2 separate regions of the Homo sapiens genome follow, and region 2 is linked to region 1. A link is a contact called in ENCODE Hi-C data. All regions are on one chromosome and are shown on one strand. Each heading gives the region's core, a stretch centred on a gene start or an enhancer-like site at or near the end of the contact. The rest is flanking DNA. Distances are from core to core; before and after follow the strand shown. Region 1 overlaps TRPC6 (transient receptor potential cation channel subfamily C member 6). Region 2 holds the start of TRPC6 (transient receptor potential cation channel subfamily C member 6).

Region 1 (6,953 bases), core at 1,310-3,809:
ATGAGGCCTGGCACTCAGGAGATAGGGGAAAGGACTCGAGAGCACCCTAATAGGTAAACCCCAAACAACTTGGTGATTATTGCACATCAGAAGGGAGAGCTGTGGATTCTGCCTTGGATCAGCAGGTAGTGACTACAGTCTCTAAGAGGGAGAATACAGAAGGGAGATCATGCCTGGGACTGGAGGAATGAAAAGCTGATTAAAGTTTAGGTTATGACTGACTTTGAAGTGCCCATGGAATTTCAAGGTGGAAATGTCCATTCGGTAATAGAAAGTATGATCCCTGGGAGTATTTGGGTTTTGAATAAAGTTCCAGCCATCCTCAATTCCAGATGGTACTTAAGGCCCTGACTATGCATAAAATTATGTAGGGTTAACATATGCAAGATGTAAAGAAAATTAGGCTCAGGGATTTTCATATAAATCCTTTAATAATCCACAGGCTTCTCCATTCCCTCCCCCCAACATCCCACCTCCCTCTCTAGGGACCTGGAGAAGCACTGACAGTCAGTTTTGTATCACTTCTAAGGCAGGACATGTCTTCTTGGCTTCATGCTGGAGCTTGATGAGATGATCAGTCAAAATATTAAGACGCATTTTTCAAATTACCATAGGAATATTTTAAATTTAATTCAGTAGCATTTGAGTTATTCAAAACTTTCAAATCACTTCATTTCCTGAATATGTTTTAGGGAAAAATATGGATAGTGGCATAAAATGTGAATTGTATCACCAAAGTAATGATAAATCTTGGATACAGAAGATGGCTTTGATTTTATTCTATTTCTTTTCTAATTTAATTGATGAGACTAGAAAAAGAAATTATATTTCACTTCCAATATCTGATTTAAAATAAGAATAAACAATCACTTGTGCATGGCCTTTATCTTGTTAAACTAAAAGCCCATGTCTCATAGTTTATTTTTTATGTCTTAGTATATGTAAGGTAAATAATACAGTACTTGGCACAACGGACATGTTCAAGAAATTTCAGATAATTACAATTATTATTCAACTTTTCACTGAGCATTTATATGTCACTTTTACAAGAAGTGCTATTTTCCTATTAGGCAAAACATGACTGTTTTAGGACAAGATGAAACTTTGAAAAATTAAATTTTCTATAAGGGGTAAAGAATTTTAAAAATTAAATTTTATATAAAGGGGCATGAAGAGAATGATTTATGGTAAAGAATAAAATGAACATATTATATTTTATATATAAAATATGTATAAACTTGAGAGCACCCTAACAGGTAAACCCCAACCCACTTGGTGATTACTGCACATCAGAAGGGAGGAGCTGTGGGTTCTGCCTTGGACCGGTAGGTAGTGACTGCAGTCTCTAAGAGGGAGAATATAGAAGGAATATCACGCCTGGAACTGGAGGAATGAAAAGCTTTGAAAACAACTAGACTGCATGAGTTCAGTGAGTTATATTTTATATAACATGTTCATTTTATTCTTGACCATAAATTATTCTCCTCATACTAGTCTTAGTTTCATTGATTTTTTATTTTATTTATTTTGAGACGGAGTTTCACACTTGCTGCCCAGGCTGGAGTGCAATGGCGCGATCTCAGCTCACCGCAACCTCCACCTCCCGGGTTCAAGCAATTTTCCTGCCTCAGCCTCCCGAGTAGCTGGGATTACAGGCATGAGCTATCACGCCTGGCTAATTTTGTACTTTTAATAGAGATGGGGTTTCTCCATGTTGGTCCAGCTGGTCTCAAACTTCCAACCTCAGGTGATCTGCCCACCTCGGCCTCCCAAAGTGCTGGGATTACAGGCGTGAGCCACCGTGCCCAGCCGTCTCAGTTTTATTTTAAACTTTATATATATTTTTTCCTTTTTCACTTAGCAACCTAACAAACACAGGAATATTAAATGAGGCTCTAATCAAAAGCATTTTCCTTGTAACTTTTGTCCCACCAGCCTTTGTATTTGACTTCAGAGACTAGCTAACACTGTTTATTTAAAGGGAAAATAATGAACAACTCAGGATAGCTGATGCTTTTGTAGCCTATGTTAGATTCCTGGTTCAGTTTCTGACATTGGTATTTATTTTCTTCTTTGAAGTTATTCTTGAAAGAAAGTTGTACTTTCTGGAAATGTTAATAAGAAGTGGCCTACTTAGATGAGATGTTGGGTGTGTTATCTGGGCTTGAGGGAGAGGATGACACTATTAGTCACAAAACAAATTTATCTCATTTTTAGTTGACAAAAAGTTGAAAGGTTAAATGACAAAACTGATGTGTTAGGAGATGTTGACAAGGCAGAACAGTGAGCTCAAATCAATGAGAGGACATGTAGGACATGTAGCAGGAACACAGGGAGGAGGACGTGCTTGAAGACACTAGTGAAAAGGGCCTTAGGAGCACTTGTCACTTAACGGCCAGTCTGAGCTGCTGAGAAAGCAGATGCAGTCCTGGGCTGACTCTTCAACAGAAGGAGAGGACGGCAGTCCAGGCAGTAATTACCCAATGGCGAGACCACATCTGCAGGCCCTGGGTGCCACGTGCAGCCAATTGGCAAACTAAGGAGCGTTTCAAGCACAGCAGTTAGTTAGGAGAGTGAGTGGTTCTCAGAACAGCACTTGAGGGGGCTGGGGAAGCTTACCCTGGAGGGTGAGGCATGGTGTAAGACCCAGTGGAATCTGAGGCTTGTTTATTCAGAGGGCCCCATTTAGTGAAAAAGAAGACAAAGTGACGACTTAGCAGGAGCCTGGGCAAGTAAAGGCATCTTGAAGCTTCAGTTTCATGGTTAACCTGCCTCTGCTAGAGAAAAACAGATTTAATGAGCACGCAGGTGGGTTTTTTGGTTGTTTTTTGTAAAAAGAAATTTGAAGGCAGAGGGAGCTGACTCATTTGCTACCTGTCTAGAGGGCAAAAATAGAACCACTGCATCCACGTTGAAGGAATATTCTGAAAATTCAACAGTGGAATGAGCAGCCTTCAGAATTAGTTAAGCACCTTATCGCAAGATCTATACGAGCAGAGGCTTGATCCCTGTGAAGTCTCCTGCCTGGGGCAAGCTTGGACTTGATGCGGGATTTCAAACTCTCCTTGGCAGCTCTCAGGGGTCCTCAGGACAAATGAGACACGAACTTTTCCTTCAAGCAGAATAGCTCACTTGTTTTAGTTTTTAAGCTTCAGGAAGACATCATTTGTGCCAAGAATTCTATTTATTTCTTAAAGAGAGAAAGAGAAAAGAAAATGGAAAAGTGGGAGGAAGCTTTGAAAACAACTAGACTGCATGAGTTCAAATGTCCCTTTAGTCCCCATGCTTGTTACTCTGAACCATCCGCATCTCCTCGTGAGGCTGACAGGAGCCCGGGGACCACAGTAGGGGGAAAAAAACTGCCGTATTTCCTGTTACAAATTTGATCCCCCAGATTATATATGAATTCAATCCTAGTCCCCTCTTAACTTGAAACAACTCAAAATAAGTAATGAAGTCTTCTCTTAAATCCATGTCCTCTATGCTGCACTTAATGCTGGCTTTAAGAAAAGGCACATGACGTGCTCTTGGAAATTAGAGACGGGGCATTTCCTTAATCCCCACAGGGCTCTGCAGCTATTCACATAGCAGGTTTTGTGACTGACATTTAGGACAAATGTGAGAATTTGAGGCAGGTGGTTGCTGAGGGTAAGAGGAGAAGATTATTTTCAACTCGAGGCTGTGAAGGACTTCTTGATGGAGGCAAGTTTTGATCAGTTGTTGGTTTGGGTTGTATTTCTCCAGATGGCTCCAGCAGGAGGCAGGATGTCAGAGTAGAGTATCTTAATAGGGATAAAGCAACTTCTTTTTAATTAAAAAAGTGGGATTCTTCAAATTAAGAAAAAAATACATGTGCCAATCATGGAAAATTTTAAATAGTAAGCACTCAATAAATGTTAGTCATACTTTTTTCCAAGTGCCAGACACTGAGCTGTGTATTTCACATGAACTATTTTATTTAAGCCTCATAACAATCCAATGAAGTAGGAATGAACCAATATCATTCCCATTTTACAAACTGAGTTTTAGATAGTTTAAATACCTTATCAAAGACTTCATAGCTGACAAATGGAAGAAGAAATTCTCGAATCCATGGTAGCCTGATCTCAAATCCAGTGTTCCTAAATACTACGTTAAAATTTTGAAGAAATATGCAGTACTATTAATAATTCTACCAGAAAAAGACAACTACTATTAATAAGTTCCTGTCATCCCATCTAGGCTGTCACTGTGCTGGTTTTAAACATAAACCACACATCATAACATTTTAAACATTTTTACTTAGCATTACAATATAAAGATTTTTCCAGTGTATGTTAGTCCGGGTCCTCCAAGAAGCAGGCACAAAGATTAAATGTTCAACAGGTTTATTAAGGGAAATGGGAATTTTATTAAGGAACATTTCTTGTGAGAGGAAATGGCAAGAGAGCTGAGAAGGGTCTCAAGGGCTCTCAGGCAGGGATACAAGTCAAACCCCAAGGGACAGAGAGCAGGCAGGAAGGTTGGGTAGAAGCATCCTAGATCTTTACACAGTCTAAGGAAAGGTTGGCAAGGCTGTCATGAAATCCTTGAGCCAAAGTCAGCCATCAGAAGAGTCCCATGTCTCCCAAGAAGGGGCACCCTCAGTAATTGGCTGAGAGCAGCCGGGGGGAGACACGGCCTTGGACAAAAGTGGCAGTGGTTTTCAGAAGGCAGTAGGTGAGGCCTGTGATCAATCAAATTCCTGTAGTTGGATGTCACTGAGACACATTCTCATGGTCACTGTCCCATGGTAATTAATAAAATATTAAATGGCTTGATAATACTCCATCTGCGGAAGTCCCACTTCCATTTTACTTCTATTTTGAGTGTGTGGGTGTGTTTGGGTTATTATAAAGTATCCTACAATAAACATCTGTTAAATATATTTTTATGTGTGGAATTAATTGATCAGCAGGACATTTGTTATTTTAAGGTGTTCAATGAACTTTGTCAAATTGCTTTCAGGTATGCACTGATATTTCTGGACTAGGATATTTGTGAGGATATGGGAATTATGGTGGGACGGCAGGTTGGGACCAAATTTTGAAGGGTTTTGTAATGTCAGGCTGAGACCTTTCAAACATATTTTGTTTTATAGAACAGCTAAGGCTGAATGCGATTGAATTGATATTTTAACCCCTTTCTGATGCAGGCATGATATGGGCTGAATGTAAAGAAATCTGGACTCAGGGCCCCAAGGAATATTTGTTTGAGTTGTGGAACATGCTTGATTTTGGTATGTTAGCAATTTTCGCAGCATCATTCATTGCGAGATTCATGGCATTTTGGCATGCTTCCAAAGCCCAGAGCATCATTGACGCAAATGATACTTTGAAGGACTTGACGAAAGTAACATTGGGAGACAATGTGAAATACTACAATTTGGGTGAGTTTACAGTACAGTCAATATAAATAAAAATGCAGAATTTTCTTGTAAAACAGATGTCAGTAGTAGTTCGGTTACTGCACAATTCTCATAAAATTGTTTGTGAGTTTCCAACATCTGTATCTGAAGAATGAGCATCTATATGTGAGGAAGCATGCTTTCTGCTGCTTCATTTGATTTTTCTACTCCCTGGAAAACTCTCTTAATCACAAGACTCATCTCCCTTTATCTCTTGGATCAATTGGCTACTTATCAAACTTCATGGAGAATACATGTCTTATGTCCTGGATTTATTTTTCCCTCTTTTTTAATTAAAAATAGTTCACGTTTGATCTATCTCTCTGTATCTCTCTCTCTGTATACATATATATGTATATGTATATATACACGTGTGTGTATATATGCACACACGTGTATATATGTATATGTACACACATGTGTGTGTGTGTATATATATGTGCAATGGAATAGTATTCCACCTTTTAAAAGAAGAAAATCCTGTCATTTGTAACAACATGAATGAACTCGGAAGACATCATGCTGAGTGAAATAAGGCAGGCACAGAAAGACAAATGGTATATGATCTTACTTATTTGTGGAATCTAAAAAAAGTCAAACTCAAAGAAGTAGAAGGTAATGGTGGTTGTCAGGGGCTGGGGTAAAAGGCACAAAATGGGGAGATGTTGGCCAAAGGTACAAAGTTTACAAAGGGTACACGGATAGGATGAGTAAGTTCTAACTTATTAGTTAGAGCTTATAATAAGGGAGCTTGTAATAAGCTTATAATAAGGGAGATATACAGTATAGTGGCTAGAGTTAATAATCATGTACTGTACTGTATACTTGAAAATTGCTGAGAGTAAATTTTAAATGTTCTTACCACAAAAATGTAAATATTCGAGGTGATGAATATGTTAATTAGCTTAATTTAATCTTTGCACAGTGTAGACAGACATATATGAAAACATCAAGTTGTGCCCCATAGATATATATAATAAAGTTCACATTTGAGTGCCATTTTCATTTAAGATATATAAAAAGTATTTGAAAACGAAGGAATTGTTGGGATCTCTGAGAGGTTCCCCAATCAATAACACCACTGTTTCCCAACCAGGCTTAGAATTAGTTGAGAAATAAAACAAGAAATTAATATGGAGGCCAGATCATCACCTCTAACACTGATAAAATCCAGGGTGGATGACATAGTTCTATTAGCTAATGGATTCAGTAATACTGAACCCCAGAATTAGGCAGACATATCCTCCAGTTTCTAGATAGCAATGGGCCAGGGCAGTCCTCCTCACAAAAAGAGGATGGCAGCAAGTGCCCGATCAAGTGAGATCTTCCATGGAGGACCAGAGGAGAATTCCCAAGAGAGAGAAGGTAATGCCGAGCTAACTATGTCCAGTTATTCATCCCAATTTAGCAATCAGATAAGTCATTCCAGCTTTCCAGGAAGAAAGTGACTAAGGGATGGAAATTGGTCCAGTTATGTACTTAAGGAGACTACCACCTCGTAGAAACCTGGATGGGGAAAATATATTCC
Region 2 (7,352 bases), core at 1,727-4,226, 100 kb before region 1:
TGCATGTGAGCAATCTAGGTTGTGTGCTCCTTGTAAGAATCTAATGCCTGATGATCTGTCACTGTCTCCCATCACCCCCAGATGGGACCATCTAGTTGCAGGAAAACAAGCTCAGGGATCCTATCAAGTCTACATTATGGTAAGTTGTATAATTATTTCATTATATATAAAACAATGTAATTATAATAGAAATAAAGTGCACAATAAATTTAATGTACTTAAATAGTCTCCAAACCATCCATCCCACCCCACAGGTCCGTGGAAAAATTGTCTTCCACGAAACTAGTCCCTGGTGCCAAAAAAGTTGGGGACCACTGTTCTAGAGGACAACCATTTTTCTTTACTCATTTTTCTCCTATCAGCTTTTCAAAACACTGTGTTATATATATATTATATGTATAATATATATACACATTATATATATTACACACATGTATATATGTAAAATATCTGTTTTTGTAAAATCAAACTAATAATCAAACAGTGCAGATATATATAATGAGGCAAAGGTCCTCTCTCATTAACATCTCTTCCTCTGCCCACAGAGACACATAACTCACCTTCATCCTCACATCTCAGAATTAATGACTGAGTGTTTTTTTATTTCAATAGCATGAACATACTACATAAACATACATAACCTATAATTGCATAGCAATTTCCAACTCTGTGAGAACTATCAGTCCTGTGCTCACCCAACAATTTTTTAACTTTAAAAACTATTGTTTCTTTGTTCACTCAGCTTTCTTCATGACTCCAGATCTACTCAATACTTCCATAGTTGATTCAAAAATTATATTATTTAATCGTATTTTGTCTTTTTAAAAATTGGTTTCACCATGTTTTTAATGTAAAGTGATAAAACTGCATAGATAACTATATAATGTGGGAAGTTAGAGATTGAGGCGTAATTGTATACCAGCTTACTGATGAAAAAACTGAGGCAGAGAGAGATTTAATGACCTCTCTGAAATCATGTAACTTCAGTTAGGGAAGTGGCCGAAATAAAAATCCAGGCTTTGAGACTTCTGATCTAATGATTCCACTTCATCATGTCATAAGCTCTTTCAGAATCTTCTAACATTTGTACACCACCTTATTCCTTCTGGGTACTCAATAAATGACTGGGCTTGTTGTTCTAGTACTCACAATAATTCAAAAAAAAAAAAAAAAACAGAGGAAAACATGTCTTACCACATGATAAATTGATGTCAGAATAAGTTTACTGTAGTAATTTTTTCAGTGTGAAGGTTGTTACCTGTGAATGAAAAACAGTGTAACAACAGCAAAATAAATTCTGTCTCAGTTTTTGTTTTTTTTCTTTTTATGTGAAAGGTTAACACTTCAACTGACACTACAAATGTTTATTAATTTGGCTTTAACTCACAGAATTTGAATTGGGTAGAAAACCTTTGAATATTACTTTTCCCATGAATGTTTTCCCCATACTTGGTGTTGCCAAAGAGATTACCTTGGCACTGTTTAACTAAACGTTTATTGATTAATTCATTCAAGCATCAAAGCTAATGAATACTTACAGATAGCAGTTGCCACAAACAAATTTTAGGAAGAATATCTTATTGCTAGGTATAGTAACTAGAAAATTATAAGAATTTTAAATCATGGCTCCACATGTTGAAAGATCAAAAAGGAAGGCTGTTAAATCAGAAAGAACAGACTTCAGAATGATGCAGGTTGTTTGTTTCCCCAGGGAAAATGTTCTTTCCAGGGCCAAGAGCATTTTCTTATTTTTTCTATATTCCTTCCATCCATCCATCCATCCATCCGTCCATCCATCCATCCATCCACCCACCCACCCACTCACCCACCCAAGCATGCATGCATGCACCCTACACACCTGTGTCAAATACGAAGCTGGATCCTCAGGACACAGTGGTTTCTGCTCTCTCTGAGTTTCAGTTCTAAATTTAAAGGCAAACTCAGAAGTTTCTAAATGTGTGAGCTCTTTTCCCTTCTATCAAATCAATTGCATTTTCCCACACTTCCAACATTCATTTTGTTGTCCACCTGTTCATGGGAAGCAAAGGCACCTTTGCAGACAGATTTCAGTCTGGCTTTCTTTCATCCAATTGCAATGGGCCTCTGATCTTTTCATGGCTGGCTGCTTGCCATGCATGTCTCAACTTAACGAGCACCTCCTTGGAGGGGCCTCTTTTAACCATCTCATCTGAAGTAGTCATTCACCAGCTGCCATCACATCAACCTGTTTTATTTTCATTGTAGCATTTGTCCTTGATATTTTTTCATTTGCTTATTTAATTGGTCCCCCTTTCTGCCACGAAAGCTCTATGAGGGCAGACAGGTGCCTCATCTGCTTCTTTGCCTCCGAATTCTGAAATGATTTGAAACGCAGTTGGCATTCATTAAATATTTGTTGACTTAATGAATGGATTCTTAATTGGCTACTACTGCTTAAAGGTCTACAAATACTGATTCATCCTTGTTGACAAGTTTTTACTTCTCACACGTATGCATATTAATCAGAATTTAAAACTAAGTCTTAAAAATAAAACAGCTTGGAAACGTGGGAAACATCTGGCAGAGAAATCATTCTTGCATTCGCAGTGACGGAAGGAAAATTTTTTCTCTGAAGTAAGCAGGTTGTTGGCCTCTTTATCGGTATCATTGGAAAATGCTTGCCTATTTTTGTTGGTTTTCTCAGGAACTGGGAACATCTGGCGTTTGGAACATAGAACGTTGTTCATTTTTAAAGCAGAGTCATAATAACTTTATGAGTTGAGGGTAAGAGAGAAAATGACCAAAGAAAATGAAGGCAGTCTGGAGAAAGAAGAGGCTCGTGTCCCTTTTAAGGAACAGGTTTCCTTGGCTCTTTGAGAGTGGTTCTTAAAGGAAGCTTCCTACGAAGTCCGCAGTTGGTATCCTTACTAAATGAGCCAACTAAATAGTGGAGGGGAAAAAAAGAGTGCGTGCCTGGCTCCTCCTAGTTCAGGCTCATACCGCCTCCTGAAAGTTGTGGCTACAGGACAGGCTTTGGCTGCTTTCTAGAACGTCGCTCGGATCCCTTTAAAGGTGGGGATCTTGACGGAGAGTGCGGGGGATGAAGGCGGGAGCTGAGGGCTGGAGAGTCTCTGTTGACATAGTAACTCTTCAGCTCCGTCTCCCTTGCTCTCCGCTCTTACGCTTCGCTACCACCAGCGGCCCCGCCTGTGCCCTCTCTGCCCGGGCGCCCCAGACGCATCCTCGCGGGGTCTCCTCGGCCTGACCTGCTCAGGTCAAGATCCTCTTTGCACCCCCTTAAGTGGTGACTTTTCCCCGGGCCAGTGGGCGAGCCACTTGCGGCGGGCGTCTGCACCCCCTGCTTCACCGTCGTCCCCTGGGCACCGGTCTGCCCAGGTCCAGTTCGGCCGCTGACGCGAACCCTCCGCACCGGGTCCCCGCTGGAACTGCCCACTCGGCTCCCCCGGGAGCGGGGCCCAGGCCAGTCGGGCGTTCCCGCCATGAGCCAGAGCCCGGCGTTCGGGCCCCGGAGGGGCAGTTCTCCCCGGGGCGCTGCCGGAGCCGCTGCGCGGCGCAACGAGAGCCAGGACTATCTGCTCATGGACTCGGAGCTGGGAGAAGACGGCTGCCCGCAAGCCCCGCTGCCTTGCTACGGCTACTACCCCTGCTTGTGAGTGCCGGCGACGCGGGGCGGATCGGGCGCGGGCTGCGCGGAGGGAGGTTGTGCGCTCGCAGGAGTGGCCGAGTCCGTCCGCGCGCGTCCTGAACCCGCGTGTGTACCTCCTAGGACGGTGCTGGGAGGTCCGCGAGAGCCAGGGCTGGGACCTGAGTGAGTGGAGGGGCGCGCGGGGAGTGGGGGAGGCGGGGTTGTCTAGGTTTGCTCCTCGTAGGTACGCATGGATATGTTTGCCCACGAGAGTGAGACCGCATAGTAACACCACCATTGCAGGTGATTAGATGGGTGGTCGATTTCTCCAGACCCCTTCATCCTGCGCTCTACAAGAGACAGGATCGCTACGTAACAGGCGGGATCTGAACAGGGGGCTGATTCAGATGTGCGCCCGGGTGACTCTTAGCCTATGTGGGGGAGAGATGACTAGAACTCCAAGGGTTGGAGCTGCCTGGGTGCTGGGTGCGCCCGGCGGTCTCCACGCTTGGCTTAGCGTTTCGGGCTGAGCGCTGAGGTCCTTGGACCGTGGGACAGCCAAAGTTAGACCAGGACCTCTCCCCGGTCCTGGGGCCTTGGAGTGAAGACAGAAATAGAACCAATAGGACTCTCCACCGGCGGCGCGAACCTTTTCACCCGGGGCGTCTGGGGAGACGAGCCTGTTAGGGGCTGGGAGACTCACGGGCTATAGAAGTGAGGGCGTCGGGTCGTTTGTATTGGGCTGTGGGTAACTGCAAGCTTTTGTTTATGAATCTAGGGTATTTTTTTTTTTAGCTGGGTGGGTGGCGGGAGGGGAGGTAGGGAGTAAGCAGAGTGGACTCCAGAAGAAAAGACTCCGCTTCCCCGACACCGCTGTGACCACATGTGCAGCGGGCAGATAGCATTTCTGTCCCATTGCCCCTTTGGGTGATTGGGTAGTCAAGTTTCCTGACTTGTCACATCCACCCGCAAGCGGTTTCCCGAGGTTCTCAGCTCTATAAACAGCTTTAGTTGGAGGGAGGATTCCACCCCATAGGCGCCTGGCAGACCCTCCTGATAGATGGGTGCTGTGTCAGGGCTGCCCAGCCTCAAGCCCTGCTGCGGTGCCCTTTCGAAGTAAGAGGTGAGCCGCAGTAAAGGGAGCATCTAACTTTTCTCAAAGATAAAGGAGAATAGTTAGAACTGGTTTCATTCATCTGTGTGCTGTGCAAGTTAAGAGCATTTACAATTATGTATATGTTTTTCTTTTTAAAAGTTCAAGACATAATTCCCATACCACGTAATTCCCCCATTTAACTTGTACAATGCACTATTTTTAATATATCCATAAAGTTGTACAGCCACCACTAATATCTAATTCCAGGACAATTTCATCATCCCTCAAAGAAATCTTACACTTGATGTGTTAAATTAGAAGATATTTTTATGTCTCATAGTACAGACTTTTCCAACTTTAATGGCTAGCATGCAAATCATGTGGAAATCTTGTTAGAATGCAGATTTTGAGAAGGCAGGTCTTAGGTACAGCCCAAGATTCTCCATTTCTGACATCCCTCAGATGATGACAAGGTTGCTAGTCCGTGGACCACCCTCTGAATAGCAAGGTGATATATGACAAGAAAAAACAAGAATAGAAAGAAAAATAAATAAATCTTGGATATTCTGAAATGCTGCTATTTTAAAATGTACTTTGAAGGTGTAAGTTTAAGACATAGATGGAATTTTTATTGGTTAAACTTGAGATCTCCGATGTCTGAGGGTTATAGGTTTGGCAACATTACCTCCTGGCTAAACTAGGTGACTAAAAATTTATACGGCTTTTTAAAAATTAGACTGTTCCATGAACAAAACCTTTTTTCATTCTGTAATCCATATAATCACTTGTCGCTGTGTCTGTCAAAAAATGATTTGATTAAAAACCTTGTGGTTATATATCAGTAGTGAGAGAGACTAAATAAAGTAATAATTCCAAGTTGTCCTGAAAACTCTTCCCAGTGCTTTCTTCAAATGTGGCTTACTGCCTAATTTGTCTAATTATTGTTATTACATTTTTTAGCTACAAGTTCTCACTATGTTACCCAGGCTGTCCTCAACATGCAGTATTTAGTGAATATTCCCTTAGTTCAAGAATCCTGGACTATTCTTAATAAATAGAACTGAGCAGCAGAGTGATGAACAGAAATATTTTAATGTGCTTCAATTCATAACATCCACCCTCTGCGTGATGTCAGAGGTACTATAATACATGTAAGAGTGAGCCATGCTCTAGAATTTGGGTTTGGTTTTATATGAATCTATTATTTCCAAAAGGTTCTATAGTTACATTTCATCCACTGTTTTCTCTGACAAGATTTTAAGTTTTTCTAGTTGAATAATCAACTAACAGAAAAATTTTAACCAAGAAACAAAAGTACTTCACACCTATGATGTATGAGAAAGAGCTAAAGAAAATTACTCCCTCTGGTAGAGTAGAAATCAACTCTTCCATATGCTTTTGACTTGTGATTTATACAATTTCATAGTGGGAGGTGTATCATTTCTGAAAGTGGCAATCACTAGTACATTTTAGATATGAATATTGCCATTTCTCAAATCATTGAGATTTTCCCTTATAAGATCCCAAGTCTTTGTAAGTTGTCATTTCTGTGGAATAAATTCTATGACTCTTGCCAAAAATTTCTGTTTCATAGTTTTCTTATTTAGAAAAATTTTTTACATATATTTATGGGGCTTCAGTAGTAATGGGGCTTCAGTAGTAATGGGGCTTCAGTTTTTATTTATATTTATGGGGCTTCAGTTTTCAGTAGTAAAACTGAAAATTATGGTAAATTATCTTATTTGTGAGCAATTATGTGCAATAAGGCCTTAATAGTTAAATAAGGCCTTAATAGTTAAAATAGTAATAAATTGAAATGGTGTTCAGAAGAAAATGGCTCAGATTTTCTCTTTATTCAACTTTCAATAGCAAATCAATTAATATTCTCTATTGTGATCAATTTGTAATGGTGATTAGCAAGAAAGGCCCATGTCCTGCCAAGGTCCCAGGAGGCATTTCAGATTTCCTTTATTTAGAACTTTAAAGGTATGTTTACAGTTCATCACTGCTGAACTTGGGGAAGAATCCCAGACATTTAAAAAAGTTAAGCATTTCTAAAATCTCAGGATCTGAAAACACAGTCCAACTAAACTTTCTGCTTGGGAAGGAGTAATTGATTGATTATGAATAATGAAACAGTAAACTGTAAACTAAAGCACTGGCAATTCAGCTGACTGAGACAATCTGAAAAATTTATGGTTACAGACACCTGGCAGTACTGGATAAAAGATTTTAAATGATTTTAAAACATCTCCCAATTTTGTGAAAAATAAAAGGGTAATCTACCATGTGCTAAGAACAAAGACATTAAAAGCGAGTATAGATTGTGAAGTGATGATGTGGTTGCCCTGTGAGTTATGCGTCCCAGTGACGAAGAAGCCTGGAATCTGATGTCCATATGAGACAGAAAGAAGGTAAACTCTTGGTGCCAGATGAGGCAGAGAGCTGGAACTGAGATACCCCTGTGCCCTGCATAAAGCCATTAAATAAAAATGTAGGCTAGAAATATATGCCCACCAGCATACAGTGAGAACAGGAAACTTTAACAGTAAGAAGAAAAGAACACTCCCCTTGAGAATATCGTTTTTGGGGTTTTTGTTTTTATACCCTACCTAACTAGCCTAGAAATAG

The links. A loop is a pair of places that touch in the nucleus more often than their neighbours do. Pooled maps may share reads with other maps.
Region 2: a loop to region 1 is called in a map of prostate gland, with 3 times the contacts of the local background. The contact joins the promoter of TRPC6 here to the enhancer-like site in region 1. A Hi-C loop is called at or near these places in 4 of 168 maps with a recorded cell type or tissue (IMR-90, breast epithelium, esophagus muscularis mucosa and 1 more) and 2 of 50 pooled maps.

What each region holds. Positions count from the first base shown.
Region 1 is chr11:101,474,755-101,481,707 of GRCh38, reverse strand. It overlaps TRPC6 (transient receptor potential cation channel subfamily C member 6), which reads left to right. Exons shown (of 13, transcript NM_004621.6): 6 at 5,174-5,407. Among named protein-coding and RNA genes, the nearest start is that of MIR3920, 42 kb to the left of the region's middle. Within about 2 kb of position 2,559, at least 2 of the 41 ENCODE cell types and tissues checked have a DNase peak (open chromatin) inside an H3K27ac peak, as active enhancers do; they include breast epithelium, where a contact is called at or near this core.
Region 2 is chr11:101,579,631-101,586,982 of GRCh38, reverse strand. TRPC6 (transient receptor potential cation channel subfamily C member 6) reads left to right here and starts at 2,976. Exons shown (of 13, transcript NM_004621.6): 1 at 2,976-3,649. The coding sequence starts at 3,480.